Regions from separate parts of the Mus musculus genome. Here region 1 is linked to region 2. A link is a loop called in an ENCODE intact Hi-C map of the cell type or tissue named here. Cell type or tissue: left cerebral cortex. All regions are shown on one strand. Links, peaks and the distances in the headings refer to the core of each region. The heading gives the core; the rest is flanking DNA.

What was found. Peaks named below come from ENCODE experiments on the same cell type or tissue, not always from the same donor. Only the 100,000 strongest peaks of a DNase experiment are listed, where the experiment ranks them.
Region 1: a loop joins it to region 2, with 2.8 times the contacts of the local background. A loop is called at or near these places in 9 of 42 quality-filtered maps.

The regions. Positions count from the first base shown.
Region 1 is chr4:132,564,866-132,573,457 of GRCm38, reverse strand. All of the region lies in intron 1 of Ptafr (platelet-activating factor receptor), which reads right to left. Among named protein-coding and RNA genes, the nearest start is that of Ptafr, 5.1 kb to the right of the region's middle. In left cerebral cortex, for the core only: a CTCF peak has its summit at 4,186 (motif pointing left); DNase peaks (open chromatin) are centred at 2,088 and 7,920.
Region 2 is chr4:132,631,884-132,640,475 of GRCm38, reverse strand. It overlaps Eya3 (EYA transcriptional coactivator and phosphatase 3), which reads right to left and starts at 1,430. Exons shown (of 17, transcript NM_210071.2): 1 at 1,321-1,430. In left cerebral cortex, for the core only: a CTCF peak has its summit at 3,675 (motif pointing right); DNase peaks (open chromatin) are centred at 948, 1,484 and 3,741; H3K4me3 peaks cover 1,597 bases; H3K27ac peaks cover 1,093 bases.

The DNA of each region.
Region 1 (8,592 bases), core at 284-8,283, 67 kb after region 2:
TGGATGTCGCTCTGAGACCCCAGCTGTCTCCTATTTAATTCAACAGTAAAGGGCTTTGTAAATAATGTACAGAGATGCCACTCTCCCCCGTAAACTGTTTGTTTTAGACAATCCAATTGGTTTCTGTCAAATGCAATCGTATTTGTGTTAAGATAGAATAACTTTTGTTTCTGTTTTGTTCTGTTTTGAATTGTTTTAGAAACTGTTAGCCGCAATTATTTTTCTCCTGTACTGGAGATTAAACCTCTCATGTTCCGCAGGCAAGATCTCTAATGATAAGCGGCAACCCAGCCCATAAGGTACACATATAACCCATAGAAACCAGGGGTCTTTTGAGATCTTCAATCAGTAAAGACATACCAGAGACCAGAAAATATACATGTCCCTGTCCCACAGTCTGAGCCCCTTCTTCTGATCCTCTTCTCTGTCCTGCTGGACACCCCTGAATTGGGGAGGGGGGTTCCTGAGGTGGGAAGCACACCTGGTCAAACTCTCGAGAAGGGCAGGGAGTGGCTACAGTCCACAGCTGGGCAGCTCATGGCACTCTCTCTGTATCTGTGGGGAAATTATGTCCCTACCCACAACCCACACAAGAAGTACCTTCCTTCAATTTGGTGTGGCTCCGCTTAGGGGGATGCCCATGATTATCTCTAGAAAATCTCTAGACAGAGGGCCAGCTCAGGACATGGTGGACCCGGCCCTGTGTCATGCCTACCCAGGCCCATTGAGAAAGCCTATGGTTAAGTGAGCGAGGCACTCACTGGGTTTGCCAAAAGAAGTGCCAACATTTTACCAACCTACATAAATGGTTCACTGCAATTGTTTTCCAGTAGTGGGGGCAAAATCCAGGGCCTTGCACGTGCAGACCAAGCATTCTACCTCTGAGGTGTACCCCAAGTTCTCCTTTAGTTCTTCTGGTCTCATTAACTTATCCAGGCAGGAACTGAACTTGGAATTCTGATTTTCTGAGACCACAAGTCTACCCCACCGTGCCCAGCACACCATATGCTTTAGACTTTGATTTATTTTCCTTTTGGTTTGGTTTGGTTTGTTTCAAGACAGGATTTTTCTGCGTAGCCCTGGCTGTCCTGGAACTCGCTCTATAGAACAGGCTGACCTCAAACTCACAGAGATCCATCTGCCTCTGCCTCCCGAGGGCTTGAGAGCTGGGCTAAAGATGTGCCTGATTTGGACATGGTTTCTATGTTTCTTTTTCTCACCAGGATGGAAGCCAGCCTGGTCTACAGAGTGAGTTCCAGGACAGCCAGTACTATGTACAGAGACCCTGCCTCAAAAAACCAAAAGAAATAAAGTTCACACTTCGAACAATGCCCAAAGATGGCAAAGTGACTAAAATATACCTGAGCCTGGTTGCCCAGGCCTTCCCTCCTATCCCAGAGGAACTAACTATGGTTATCCAGAGACCCAGGGACTCTCATCTGCACATCAGTTCCTCCCAGCTCCAGGCAGTCTCTGGTACCTGCCAACACACCTGTCAAAAGCTCTGGAAGACTCCTCAGTCCTTAGTCTGTGGGTGGGACTCCTGTTAGTGCCCAGCCAGTAGCCCCCTGCAGTATGGTAAGTAAACCTTTTTTTCTATTAAAAATAATAACAATAATCTAATTTGGAAAAGCAAGCTGAGGGAATGCTCAGACAATTAGAAGGAGGAAGAGGTCTGAACCACTCAATTTAAAACTCGGGCACAGTTCCCTGAAGGGTCAAAGGTGAGCCGACTGCCCAGGCCCAGCTCTCAGATGGGGGTGGGGTAAACCATGCAGATTAATGAAACCAGCGAATCCTGCCATTTGCCTTTCTACTCGACACCCACTGGAAACCAGGGTCCCAGGGAACCTGAGGAAAGGGTTCCCAGCTAAGAGAGTAAGAGAGGAGGGGCCGTCAGGAAGTGGGCAGAAGAAAGAACGTGGTGGTTCTTGCCCCAGCATAGACAATGGGCTGGAAAGCTGAGTTCACCAGCAAGCCAGCCCTGCTACTTTGTGGAGTCAGTTGACAGCAAGAATAAAAATGTCTAAATATTTATAAACTGTAAATCGGACATGCGCAACCTCGTTCCAATCTCTTTCAGTTCCTCGCAAACCCTCGGGCGAGAGAATGCATTTGCCAACAGACTGTGGACAAGGAGTGGGAGAGAGAGCAAGAGAGAGAGAGAGAGAGAGAGAGAGCACATACCTTATACTTCCACATGGGCACCACCACTTGGACCCAAGCACGCCTTTCTTGGTTGAGGGTGTTGGAGAAGAACTTGAGCCCACCCACCTAACCTGGGCCACTGTCCACCCTTCACTAGGGACATCTCAGGCATTAGTTCTTACCTGGGATCATATATCCTGCACAAATCAGCTTTGTAAAATGGATTTATACTCATTTCTTTTCTAGATGAGACACCTATTGTTCCAGAAGAGAATGTGGGATTAGGAAGGAAAATGGGCTGGAGAGATGGCTCAGCGGGTAAGAGCACTGACTGCTCTTCCAGAGGTCCTGAGTTCAATTCCCAGCAACTACTTGGTGACCCATAGCCATCCGTAATGGGATCTGATGCCCTCTTCTGGTGTGTCTGAAGACAGCTACAGTGTACGCATATAAATGAAATAAATAAATCTGATAAGAAAGAAAGAATACAGCTCTGTCCATTTTCACAAATCTAAGAAATGACAAACTGTGAGTCTCCAAAGGAGGCTGTGGCCATTGCTGGGAGCCGGCTGCTCCTGAACTAACCCTCCCTAATCTGCCCTAAGGCCTGGGCAGAGTTCAGATGGTGGCTCACACCTTCAGTGCCAGCACTGAGGAGGCAGAGGCAGGAGGATTTCTGGGAACTTGAGCCTGGTCCACATAGGGAGTTTCGGGCCAGCCAGTGCTACCCAGTGAGACTCTGGCTCAACAAAGAAAAACTACCAAATGCCAGCAGGAGAAGATTCCTTCATCCAGGACCCTGCTATTTTCTTTACATCCCGAAGACAGGAATTAAGTGAGCAAAAAGGAGGATGGGTTCGCTCTACATTGAGCTAAGTCCAGCACGGTAGAGCTAGGATCCAATTCTCATGCACACAAAGTCCCCATGCCCTTATCGGCAGTGTGAATATTTATTTATTTGTTCATTTATTTATTTTAGATAGGGTTTCATTACGTAGCCTTGGCTGGCCTGAAATTTGCTATGAAAAGGCTGGCCTCAAGCTCACAGATATCCTCCCGAAATTTGGTATTAAAGGCATGCACCACCATCTCTGGCTTGCACTATAAATATTTTTAAAGAGGCTTAAAGCCAGGCATGATGGTATGCCCCTGTAATGCTAACACTTGGAAGGCACAGGCAGGGAAGAACAGGAATTAAAATCAGTCTTGGCTACCTAGCAAATTCAAGGCCTGCCTGAGAGACATAAGCTATCTATGAGACCTTCTAAAAAGGGGTTTGGGGTAAAGGAATTGGCCACAACAGCATGTACCTGTATCTTCAGCAGTCAGGATGCTGGGGCAGAAGGTTTGCCTTGTGCTCCAGGCCAACCTGGTCTACACTATATAGAGCCATATAATGAGAGTCTGTCTCACAACAACAAAACCAGCAGAGCCACTGAGTTCGGTTCTCACGATGCAGAGCACAAACAGAAGAGGTAAGAAAGGACTGAGTTTACTCCAGGTCTCTTCTCCAAAGAAGGTACAGCTGGACCCTAAGTGTCTACACCAGCCATCATCACAGACGTGCAAAGTGAAACCAACCCACCCCACAGCCACTAAAAGGACCGCTACCAAAAATTAAACGCGGGTCTCGGGAGATGGATCTGTGGAAAAGGACCTGAGTACAGTGCCCATCATCCACATAAAGGCTTGTGTGGCTCTGAGCATCTATAACCGCAGCCCCAGGGGACTGGAGACAGGTGGGTCCTTGGAGCTCACTGACACCACCCAATGCAGCTGAAAAGATCCAGAGTCAGCGAAGGCCCTACTCAAAATGTAAGATGGAGAAGAAGACATCCTGGTGCTGACCCCTGGCCTCCACTGCCACACGCATGAGTGTGTGCTCCCTCACACCTCAGTGCACACATAGAAAAAAGCTGGGCATGGGGTTCAGCAATTAAGAGCGCTGGCTGCTCTTCCAGAAGCCCTTCCCGGCATCCACATCGCAGCTTACAACCACCTGTAACTGCAGTTCCAGAGGATTCCTGCCCTCTTCTGGACACCATAGGTACTGCATCCATGTGGTACATATACATAAAATTAAAATATAACCTTTTTTATTAAAAGAGAGAGAGAGATGGAAGGTGAGGACTAGCAATCAAGGTTATCCTCTAACACCATACATGTGTCTACACTCACATGCAAATATACATACATAGCATAAATTATAAACACACCAAAAAATTATGTTTGTATACAGAGGTCTGAGGGCTGGAGAGACTACTCAGTGGTTAAAAGCACGTGCCGCTTTCCCATGCAGTTGTGTGTGTATATGTGTGTGTGTGTGTGTGTGTGTGTGTGTGTGTGCGCGCCTGTGTGTATGTCTATATGTGCATATTGACGTATGTATGAGTATGTATGTGGGTGTGTTCTGTATGTGTGTCTGTGTATATGTTGTATGTATGTCTGTGAGTGTCTGTGTTTATCTGTGTATGTGTGTGTGTGTCTGTTGTGTCTGTGTCTGTATGTGTATGTCTTTATGTGTGTGTCTCGCTGTGTGATGTGTGTCTGTGTATTTGTGTGTGTGTGAATGTGTACTATGTGTGTGTCTGTATCTGTGTATCTGTGTGTGTGTGAGAGAGAGAGAGAGAGACCAGAAGTCAGCTGCTCTGAGTGTTGTTCTTCAGGTTCAGTCTGCCTTGTCTTTTGAGGCAGGGTCTCTCACTGAGTAGGCGAGGCTAACTTGCCAGCAATCACTATACCTGTCTCATCTCCAGCACCCAGCACTATGATAGATAGCACTGATGTCTATACAGAGATAGGTTTGGGCTCCGTGACTGGCTTGTTTACATAAAGATGAAACTCAGGTCCTCATGCATGCGAGATGAATGCGTGGCTTGATTGAACCCCTGCTCACCCCCCCCTTTTTCTATTTGTTTATTTATGTATTCACTGGGACAGGGTCTCCCTTTATATCTCAGGCTGCTTTCAAACTCACAACAATCCCCCTGCTTCAGCCTCAAAGTGCTGGGATTTTAGATGTGACCCATCATGTCTGGCTAAATTTCCTTTCTTCCTATGCCAAATGATAAGAATGAAATCCTTTCTAGGAGGGTGGGTGATGGTGGCACACACCTTTAAGCACTCCCACTGCGGAGGCAAAGACAGGTGGATCTCTGAATTCCAGGCCAACCTGGTCTACAGAGCAAGTTCTGGAACAGTGATGTCTATACAGAGAAAACCAAAAAGCCAAACCAACCAATAATAATAATAATAATTAATATTAATAATAAGCCTTTCTATGGCCAGCCCAGCCTGATCTACATAGCAAGTTGGGGGCCAGCCTGGATTGCACAAGATACTACCTCAATAAAATAAAATAAAATTATAAATATAAATAAATAAAATCAAAATCTCCCTATGGAGTATTGATACCGAATCTACAGAGTCTTTCCCCCATGCAACACGATTCACAAATTACCAGATTACTCTAGGAGCTGAAAGGATGTTTGTGCAATGATCCAGATATCTCTCCCAGCAGGCTTAGGACCTGGGTTTTTCCTAGGGCTGAGCTATTGGGGAGGGGGGTGCATCTGTGGGCATCAAACCCTTCCAGGAAGGAGATTTCCAGGAACCCGGGTGTCCTTTTTTTCTCTTCCTCTTCTCTGTTTTGGGCGTGGTCCAGCTCTGTCATAGCAACTGACAGACTTTTGTCATCACAGAGATTCCAAGGTTGTCTAGAGTGCCAACATGGCGTCCAGACCAGCTGTCTGACCTCCCTGGTCATCGGGATTTCCATCTTTTTGCAAGTAAGCACTGTGAGATCGGCAGGACAGATGCTGCCGGCACTTACCAGGTTCAGAGCGGTAACAGTCCTTTCAATGGTGGAGGGAGCTAACTCCCTTCCCAGTGACCTCACAGTGTTCCTCCTGCCAATAAGTGACAAGTCCGCCCTGCACTGCGACAACTGGATCTTTTGGGAAGAAGCCTCCAGATTGGCGGGAGGGAAAGCATGGTCACTAGAGTCATGGGAGCAGGACTCCGGTCTCAGTGGTGTAACCCACCACCCTAAGAGAATCTCTCCTCAATTCAGAGCCCCAGGGTTTTTATCTGAAAACTGGGGTGCCCTGCCAGCCTCAACGCAGGGTTGTGAAAGGGAAGTGAGATCCCAGGAGGTGGAAGGAGGTTTGGAAAAGGGTAACACTCTTGGTAAAATGCAATGGACTTAACAAACTGGAAAGGGCCCTTGCACAAGTGACTGACATATTTTCTGGCCCAGCCAGCTCAAGTGTTCTGCAAAGCTAGTGGAAGGTCCTACTCCCGTAGAGCTAAACACCCACTCCCGCTCCGACTCCCACTCCCACACAAATACACATGGAAGCTTCTTCCACTCTCGTCACAATTCTAAGTGGCTGCTCAGAGCAGCTGTGCTGGGGGCTAGCCTCTGATCTAGGGAACTGATTCCACACTCAGTAAAGACTCCTGTCCCTGAAGCCCATCTGTGCTCCTGGACTCTAGCTCAGCTCTCATTCCATCCTGAGCCCAAACCTCCTTCCACTGAGGGGACCTGTATAGAAAAGAAGGGGGTCAATGGCCTTCAGGAAGACCTGTCTGCAGGCCAAGCGTGGGGATGTCTCTGATTCCCAATAAAAGAACAAACAGATGGGAAGGAACTGGGAGGAGTAGAGGGAAGGAAAACTGTAAGATAGATAAATAGATAAGATAGATGGACAGACAGATAGACAGACAGACAGATAGGTAGATAGATAGCTATAGATAGATGATAGTACATAGATATATAGATACATAAATAGATGCATAGATATAGATAGATAGGTAGATAGGTAGGTAGGTAGATAGATACATACATATGTACATACATACATAGATACATAGATAGACACATAGATAGATACATAGATACATAGATAGACACATAGATACATAGATACATAGATACATAGATACATAGGTGTATACATAGATACATAAGTACATAGATAGATGCATAGATACATAGGTACATAGATAGATGCATAGATAGATATACATAGATAGATACTTTTTAAAAAAAAGATAAAACTGATGCCATGCCAGAGGCTCATCACATCTCAACAATCAGGAGGAAAACTTGCCCATGAGGCACATTTGGTCATCACTGCCAGGGACTGTGAATCCCTTGCCTAAACGTTCACTGACCGGATGGAGTGACCCAAGGTGACTAGGGTGAGGGCAGAGCTGGCCTATGGCTCACTGTCCGCCCCTAACAAGTACAGTTTTGATGATATCTTTTCATCTACTTAGTACAGATCTGGGAGATGTTGTGGAGGTCTCATGTAGCCCAAGCTGGCCTTCAACTTGCTACATAGCTAAAGCTGACCTTGAACTCCTGATCTTTACTGCCTCTGCCTCTCGAGTGCTGGGATCACAGATGTGCCCACCATTCCCAACTCAGTGCATATTCCTGTGCACGTTTTTCTGCCAAACCCTGCTAGCTAGGAGAAGAGACGATAAACGCACAAACAATTGCTCCTCTTGTCAGCATTGACAGTGACACTCCTGTTCTTACTGTTTTATGCTCAGCAAAGCACGTCCCCCACCTTCTTAGTTCATCCTTCCACAAACCTACAAGGTCAGAATTTTAAACCACAAAGAAGAAAATCGAGACTACTCAATGGCCCAAGGTCGCCGCAGATTATAAGCAAAATGGCAGACACAGACGGCCAGTCATCTCCTTTTCTCTCTGGCTGGGTGTGCAGAGGAAAGGATTCCCTCTTCTCTGGCAGTCACCATCCCCCACCCCAGCTCACTGACCATCTGGAGCGCATTCTAGTGCTCTGTCAAGCCGCAAATGAGAGAGCTATGAGTCCTTTATCCCTCAGTATCCCCCAAGTCTTCGGCCAGCAGCTCTGGTTTGTCGGCATCACCCCAAGACTTCCTGCAAGGGAGAGATAGCCAGTACCACACTGGCCTTTGTCCCCAACACCTGAGATTTAACGTGGCAACCTTTTGTGGACCTTTGTACCAGCCACCCAGTTATCAACATCCTCTGCAGTGGGTGTGGTCCCGGGGACCTAGCTCCATCCCAGACACTTTAGCTCAGCCTCCCAGGAAAGTCTGCTGGGGAGATGACATTGATTATACACAGAGAAGGTGTATAACTTCTCCAAAGTCACACAGCTAATAAAGCAAATGGAGGTCTGCTCACAGACCTCTAAGCCCTTGCCTCCCGTCCTCACCATCGCCTCCCAGAAGTTAAGGCTAAGATGGCTCCATCTCACTCTCAGAAAAGAGGGGTTCCCTTGGAGTGTCCCAGCACCTGATCACAGGCCAGAAATACCTACCACTCAGAAGGCTGAGAGAGGGTTAAGGACTAAGACTAGAGGATGGAGAGATGGCACAGGGATTAAGCGCCCTGGACACTCTTGGAAAGGACCCAGGTTTTGTTCCCAGCATCCACACAGT
Region 2 (8,592 bases), core at 111-8,110:
CCTGGCCAGGTTAATCCTGAAAGCCAACCAGAAGGGTCTTTCTCTGTGGCATCTAGGACTAACATGGCCAAGCTCCAAAGTCCTTTGCTAAAAATAGGTGAAGGGAGTGGCCCAATTTTGGAATATGGCAGTCTATGTTCTATTCTCTTATGTGTATATGAGGGAGAACTGTGCCAAGAGGAACCAATAATAAACGCGGTTATTTGTTCTGTACATATTTAATTATTAATACTGAATTTTAGACTGATCACGCACAAAATGACGAAAAGAAAATGATGGTTGCAATGATATGCTACAAACACCCCAAAAACCGGAAGGGAGGAAAAAAAAAGAATTATCCAAATTTGTACCTCTAGATATACCTTAGATCACAAAATTTGAGAAACAGGACATTAACCATTATAAAGTCTAACCCTTTTCACATTATAGATGATTTTAAACCTCCAGAAAATGTAAGATAAGATGTCTTAAATTTTAAAATGCTAAGATCATGATTTCTAAACCATGGTAGCAACACTAGAGAAAAAGAAGTTAAAAAGAACGTTCTAAGAAACAATGTCTGGCTTATAAGGAAAATGATATTACATTGGTGAATCTTGGCAGAAAACAGCAACACCACACCACATCACAGTCGTTTAAAAGTTTAGAAACCCGGAGTCCTCTAACTTTAAATCCATGCAGAGTGAAGAACATCCGCACTTTTGCCTCAGCTGTGCACATCCATTCTCGTGGGACAGAGGACTCAAAACAGACAGGACGAAGACCTGTCAATTCAGGAGATCTCACAAGCCCGCCAGCGAGTCCGCCACCTGTTCGCTGCTGCCCAGAGAGCCCAGCAAACTGAGGCAGTGCGAGGACCTGGGGACGCCTTTGTTGTTCTCTAACTGGGGAAGCGACCTCAAGTCTAACCTCGCGCCTCCAAGCTGGAGCAGTCGGCCAGGATCTGGACTCGGAGGAAGCCCTCTCGCTCTGAAAGGGCAGGCGCAACACTCTTGTCATCTACCAGTCCCTGGAGGGGGGAAGGGTCACAGGCGAGGAGGGCTGGGGGACAGAGCCGAACCCCAACGCTCCGGGTGGAAAAACAGTGGATCGGGAAGAAGTGCTGAGAGAAGGGGGAGGCAGAGACCCGGCGCCTAGGCGAGAAGGGGCGAGGCCAGAGCGACGCCCGGGAAAAGCTCGAGGGCAGACCGGCAGGCAGGGACGAGGGGGACGGTGACGGGACCCCCTACCCAGCACGACCAAGGAGGACCTCTTCAGCCGGGACCCCGAACGCTGCACCCGAGCCACCGCGCTCACACCCTGGCGGCGGCGGGGACTCACCAGACGGCTGCAGACACTGCCCAGCACGACATGGGACGATTACGGACCCACTCTGGAACCAACAGAGTGGCGGAAACCGCGGCGTTAGCGTGACCCGGATGCGCATCCCTAGCCACCGGAAGTAGATGCGGGACCGCCTAACAATCCACACCCCGTTCCGACAGAACCCAGAGGACCAGTCAATCGTCTCGGGGCGGGGCAAGGCTTAGGTCCCGCCCACCTCGCAGACCCAGTTGCGTGATTGACTCCCTGGATCTTACGCACGAGATGACTTTCCGAGGATGCTGGTGCTGCTAAATTGCCGCCGCCTTCGTGAAAAGTACTCCCGCCCTCCCCAAAACAAAGTCAGATCAGGCTGATCTCGAACTGGGGACCCTCCTCCTTCAGCCTAGGGCTTGTGCCTCCATGCCCAGCCACCGCTCTCATCTTTGAAAGTAAGTTCTAAAAAAAAAAAATGTGTGTGATTCCTACCGTAAAGGGACGACGAAGTTGAAAAATGTTGACTGCAATTGGTCGAGTTAGAAAGACTAGGAGAGGAAAAATGGATGGGAACTTTTGAAGACACTTGAAAGGCTAACTCAAAGTGAACATTTCTATCCGAAAATTTAGTTTATACCTAGTATTATATTACACTTGCAGCTGCCTTCATTTTGTGCAAATTGTTTTCAGGAACATTTTGTTGTTTTTGTTTTTGTTTTTGTTTTGGTGTGTGTGGGGGTGGTTTTTTGTTGTTGTTTTTCCAAGAAAAGTTTTTCTCTATGGACCTTGGCCTAGAATTCCCTCTAAAGATCAGACTGGGCTCGAAATCAAGAGATCCACCTTCTTAGCTCAGAAACATTTTTTAATGCTTCATTAATTCTAAAATACAACTCAAGTGTGGACGAGGAATGGAGTTGAAGACAGGCTTTGTATAGTTGTCAGTGTATTCAATTCCATTCATGTTTGAAGGGAAAGACCCTCAAGAAAAAAAGACCCAGGCTGGTGAGATGGCTCAGTGGGTAAGAGCACCGGACCGCTTTTCCGAAGGTCCAAAGTTCAAATCCCAGCAACCACATGGTGGCTCACAACCACCCGTAATGAGATCTGACTCCCTCTTCTGGAGTGTCTGAAGACAGCTACAGTGTACTTACATATAATAAATAAATAAATCTTTAAAAAAAAGAAAAAAAGACCCAGAATTACAAATATTAGATTAACCCACAAAGTTTAAAAAACAAAAACCTAGCTTTTCAATACAAATAAAAATAAAAGATTTTTATTAACTGCTTCTATTTCAACAATTTTCTAAGCAACTACTTTTTGGGGAGCGAGCATCTTAACTGCTCTTTCTCACACATCACACCTACTTAGCACAATCAGTAGATGCTGTCTTCAAAGTCTTTGCAGAATCGGACCATTTTCCACCTGTGTTGGTATGAACCACAGTCAGTATGTAATTCTGAGGGTCCCATTCATGTTTGCTACCCTATACTCAATACAGAAGAGAGCCTCCCGTGAAAGCCTTAATCAGATCGTGTGCTTCTTCCAATGGCTCTGTCTCAGTGTGAACACTAAAATCCTTACATCACCTACAGGACTCAGAAGACTTTACTCTTCGAGTAGAACTCTAACCTACTTTGTCCTACCTTCCTTCCACTTACAACAGACTGGCCTCTGCTGTTCTCCCAGCCTGCAGGCAGGCTCTGGTGCTGTCTGCTTTCTACTCCCTCTACCTAGAGTACTTTTCCCTGAGACAGCTCTTTCTTTCACCTTGTCACCCCCTTTACATCTTCGAATGAGCCTTCTCACTGAGACCGCCTCTGACGCCTCTGATGCTGTGCTAGAACAGGAGCGATTGTCTCCCTTGTACTTTCCTACCCCCTGATAATTGTTCTCATGACGTTTGTCCAATCAGTTTCTTGGGGGGTTGGCGTACGGTCTCCCCACCAGAATATAAGTTCTGCAAGGGCTTGGATTTGGGTTTGGAGGAGTGGTTGATTGGTTGGTTAGTTGGGATTTTGTTTTTTGGTTTTTTGGTTTTTTTTTTTTGGTTTGGTTTTTGTTTTGTGTTTTTGAGATAAGGTCTCTTGTGTCCCAACTAGATTTGTGGTTGAGAATGGATTTGAACTCCTGATTCCTCTGCTTTCTTCTCTCAGGTACTAGAATCACAGGTGTGAGTCTGTGCCCTACTGGCATGTTTTTTTTTTTTTTTTTTTTGGGGGGGTGTATTTTAGCAATGTTTAGCAATATGTTACTATGTAACATATGTTACATAGTAAACAGTCAATTCATGAAAGCATAGATTAATTGCTCATTGGTTTGTTTTTTGTTTGTTTTTTTTTTTTTTTGACTGACATGAACCACCAGCTCCACCAGAGGGAGCCCACAAACAATGTGATGTCCCCAGACACTCTTCCCAAAGTACACACTGGACATACACATCAATCCTATGCTTATTAGCAATTACAAAACAACGCTCTAGGGCCGACAGGATGCCTCAGCAGGTAAAGATACTTGCCTCCATACTCGGTGGCCTGGTTTCAATCCCTAAGACCCACATGGCGGGAGTAAATAACCAGTTTCTGCAAGCTGTTCTCCCTATCCCCTCTCCCCCATACAAGCTGTACTTAGACTCATACACATATACATGGGTAAATCGATAATGTAAAAAAAAGTCTGTTTTTGTAGTATATATATAGACATATGTACATATATGTATACAGTTTTACTATGTAGCCCTGGCTGTCCTGGAACTCTCTATGTAGACCAGGCTGGCTTCAAACTCACAAAGATCTGCCTGCCTCTGCCTCTCTACTGCTAAGATAAAAGACATTCCCCACCACTCCCAGTCTTTGGCATCTTTTAAGGAAAGAAATTCTTGCTCCTTACTGGTCTCATTTGACCAGTCTTTCCCAACTCTCTCTCAGTTTGCATGCCTAGCCTCCTCTCACATAGTGACCTCTAGCTGGAGCCATCTTGCTTTGTATTTGTTTGTGTGTTTTGAGGTCATGGTAGCACAAGCCTGTAATTCCAGTACTGCAGAGGCAGAGACAGGAGGACTGTTCCAAGTTGGAGGTCAGCCCAGTCTCAGTACTGAGACCTTGTCTCAAAAACAAACGTATAAAAACCCAAAAACTATAGGGCTTGACGTAGAGTCTTACAAGTACACACAGAAACTACAACTGAGTTCACTCTATAGATGAGGTATTGTATCAGGGAAGAATTAAGAGACTTGCTTGAGGTCACATGACTAGCAAACAACAAAACTGGGGATGGTGATGCATGCCTGTAATCCCAGCACTCAGGAGGTTGGGGCAGGAGGGTGGTGAGTTCAAAGCCAACCTGGACTACACAGCCAGGCCCTGCTTCAGCAACCCACAGAGCAGCAGTTGCCAGTGGAGCCTCTACCATGCAACCCATCCAAAGTGTTGCTTTTCCCTTTTCCACGTTTTTAGTCTTTTTCTTTCTTTTAGATAATTGCCTGTGTTCCCTGATGCTCTGTGCTTTCCTAGTCTTCTTGCTAAGCAACCCTCCCAGGGCCCAGCTCTCTGTCATGGCTGACCTCTGCACCTAACTCAAAAGGCACCTTTCTCTGCTCTGTCTCCCTCCTCCTTGGGGCTGCCAAGACTTACAGCTTGCCTGTCCTGTTGTGTTTCTCTTAAGATCCAAAAAAAAAAATTATTAAAAAATTACAGAAAAAAAAAAACAGTCAACAGGGACTTAAACTAGGTCAGGATGACTTCAGAGCCCAGGATCCTAGACTGCTGGGTCAAGCTTCTCTCCCACTCAGGAAGAGCAACAGGGGAGCCAAGTATGAAGGTTTGTATTTACTTACAAGTTTCTCAGTGATTTCATGCCTCTCTCCTCCTTCTCCTCCTCTTCTTCCTCTTCCTCTCCCTCCTCCTTCTCTCTCCCCTCCTTTTCTTCTTCTTCCGCCTCTTCCTCCTCCCTCTCCTCTCTGTTTTTTGAGTTTTGTTTTGAAACAGGGTTTGCTATATCTCTCTCTGTCCTGAAAGTCTTTCTGTCTTTGCTTCCGAATGGGAGACTCCAGGCATATACCACAGTACCCCTATTTAATATTATAGCCCATGGAAATGTTTTGTGAGTTATTGTTGTCCCCTGACTTATTACAGTATTTCTGAGGACAAACCTAAATGAATATACCAAAAATGCTGTTATGATTCCTTCAAGCTTAGTTGCAAACACTCACATATCTATATAATTTCCTTTTCTTTTTTTTTTAAATAGATTAGGACTAATTCACTCAAATTAACACAAAAGAAGGCTATTCTAAGGCCGAGCAGTGGTGGCACACGCCTTTAACCCTAGCACTTGGTAGGCAGAAGCAGGTGGATTTCTGAGTTCGAGGCCAGCCTGCTCTACAGAGTGAGTTCCAGGACAGCCAGAGCTACACTGAGAAACCCTGTCTCGAAAAACAAAACAAAACAAAACAAAACAAAAAAGGCTATTCTAGACAGATATTACGAAAAACAGCCAAGGTACAAATCAAAACACAAAACTAAATAAGACAAAACACTAAAGTAAGACTGACCTCTGAATTGAATTATTTCTAGTTTAGTTTTTTGGGGGGGGATTTTTTTTTTTTTTTTTGATTTTGAGACAGGGTTTCTCTGTATAGCCGTGGAACTCACTTTGTAGACCAGGCTGGCCTCAAACTCAGAAATCAGCCTGCCTCTGCCTCCTGAGCACTGGGATTAAAGGTGTGTGCCACCACTGCCTGGTTTGATTTTGTTTTTATTTTTAATTTTTTGGGGGGCAGACTCTCACTATGTAGCCTTGGTTGTCCTGGAACTCAATATGTAGACCAGGCTGGCCTCAAACTCATAGAAATGCAATCTGCCTCTGCCTCCTGAGTACTGGGACTAAAGGCATGTACTACCACTCCCAACTTATTTCCAGTTTAAAGATCATGTATGACCCATGTTTTTAATGGTCATCAATGTAAACCTTCATGCTTGACAATGATCTGGGCTTATATCTGTCAGTGTTTTCTATTCTTAGTATGTATATGTATGTGTGGTGAGTTCATGTAGAGGTGCGTGTTCATACATGTAGGTGCACATGTGTGCAGATGCATATACACCTGTGTGCATGGACACATGGAAGGCCAGGGCGGATGACGAGAGTCTTCCTTATTCCCTCTCTGCTTTATAGATTGAGAATGGGTCTCTCCCTCAACCTGGGGCTCGGGTTTTTGGCTACTGTGGCTATGCAGCTTGCTCCAGAGATTCCTGTTTCCCTATAACTGGAATTATAGAAGGGTCACCACGCCCACCTGGATCTTACAGGGGTTCTCAAAATCTGAACTTTAGTCCTCAAGTTTGGGCTTCACCTATTGAACCATCTTCCTGGCCCATCTGTTGTTCTCAGCACATATTTAATTTGGGATTGGAGGATTATGGAGTAAATCCTGGCTGGGCCTCACGTTAAGCTCCTTCTCTAGCCTCAAGATAATTTCTAGATACCATTTAGCTTATTGATATATGGTCCCAGCCTAATGTCAGATTTGCTGTGTAACCCAGGCTGACCTGCTAGGTAGTACCACCGCCACTGATTACTGTATGATAACCCAACTCTACTGACCTGGACTGCTGGTATATCCGTGAAGTGTTTGTGAGTGGGCCGAACTGCTGCTGCTAATCTATGAACTGAACTGCTGATGTCCAGCCAACATAGACAGGAGTTGCTTCAAAGAAGCAAGGAAGGAGGGCTTTATCACACACAAAACTTGGCATGGCAGTGTGCACATGCAATCACAGCACTTGGGTGGGTAGGGGCAGAAGGAATCAGGAATTCAGGTTACAGAATATAGTTTTAGAAGCAGGTATGGTAGTCTTGTCCATAATTCTAGTACTAAAACAAAACTAGGGCTGTCCATGCCTTTAGTCCCAGTTCTCAGGAGGTAAAAGGAGGTAATCTCAGTGAGTTTGAGGCCAGCCTAGTCTATATAGTAAACTCTAGGTCAGTCAGTTACCCTGTCTCCAAAAAAGTCAAAATAAAGACTCCAGTGTATGGTTGGAAGGTCGGGGACTGCATCTCTAGGTCAAAGGCAGGAGATGACAGAGGAGTCACTCTGGAGGATATAAAGAGAATGTAGAGAAGACAGGCAGTCGCGGGAAGACAAGCTCACCTCTGCTGCCAGTCCTCACTACAGATAACCACTGCCAGTACCAGATAGGCTAGTTCTCCCAATAAAAGTACCTTTCGACCAAGTACAGACCTGCACTTGGATGAACGCAGCCTTGGGAGAACTCACTGATGTAGTTAAATGTAGTCTACTCATTTTTGGGTTTTTTTTGGGGGGGGGTTGTTTGTTTGTTTGTTTGTTTGTTTCTAGACAAGGTTTCTCTGTGTAGCCCTGGCTGTCCTGGAACTCACTCTGTAGACCAGGCTGGCCTCGAACTCAGAAATCCGTCTGCCTCTGCCTCCCAAGTACTGGGATTAAAGGCATGTGCCACCACTGCCCAGCATCTACTCAGTTTTAAAAGCAGATGTGGTAGTCTCGTCCATAATCCCAGCACTTGGGAACCAGATGCAAGAGGATCACCACAAGTTCAAGACCTGCCTAGTCTTCATGCAAGTTGAAATGCCCTCTGTGGTAGTTTAAATATGCTTGGCCCAGGGAGTGGCACTATTAGGAGGTAGGACCTTGTTGGAGTAGATGTGGCCCTTGTGGAGGAAGTGTGTCACTGTGGGCGTGGACTTCAAGACCCTCATCCTAGCTGCCTGGCAGCCAGTCTTCTCCTGATTGCCTTCTGAACAAGATGTAGAACTCTCAGCTCCTCCAGCGCAATACCATGCCTGCCTAGATGCTGTCTTGTTCCCACCTTGATGATAATAGACTGAACCTCTGAAATTGTAAACCCCAATTAAATGTTGTCCTTTTTAAGAGTTACCTTGGTCATGGTTCTTCTCACAGCAGTGGAAACCCTAACTAAGATACCATCTCAAGAAACAAACAGTAGCAACAGCAAAAAGCTACAAGATGCTAGAGAGAAAGCATAGAGTGCAAATTTGTAATTGCTTCCATGGATTATCAAAGATGCTGGCTGTAGTGTTAAGGAGACAGGCAGCACCATGTCTGAGAGAAAGGGAACTGGGGATTCCATGGAGCCACCTAAGTGTTTGGACTCAGGGATCACGTCTCCAAGTTGGGTACTGCCATCCTCAGGGCTTATGAAACTATGCTATCCTCTTTGTCTTCTCGAATTCATTTGCCAAGCAGTTCTTTTTTTTTTTTTTCCAAAAAAAAAAAAAAGATTTATTTATTTT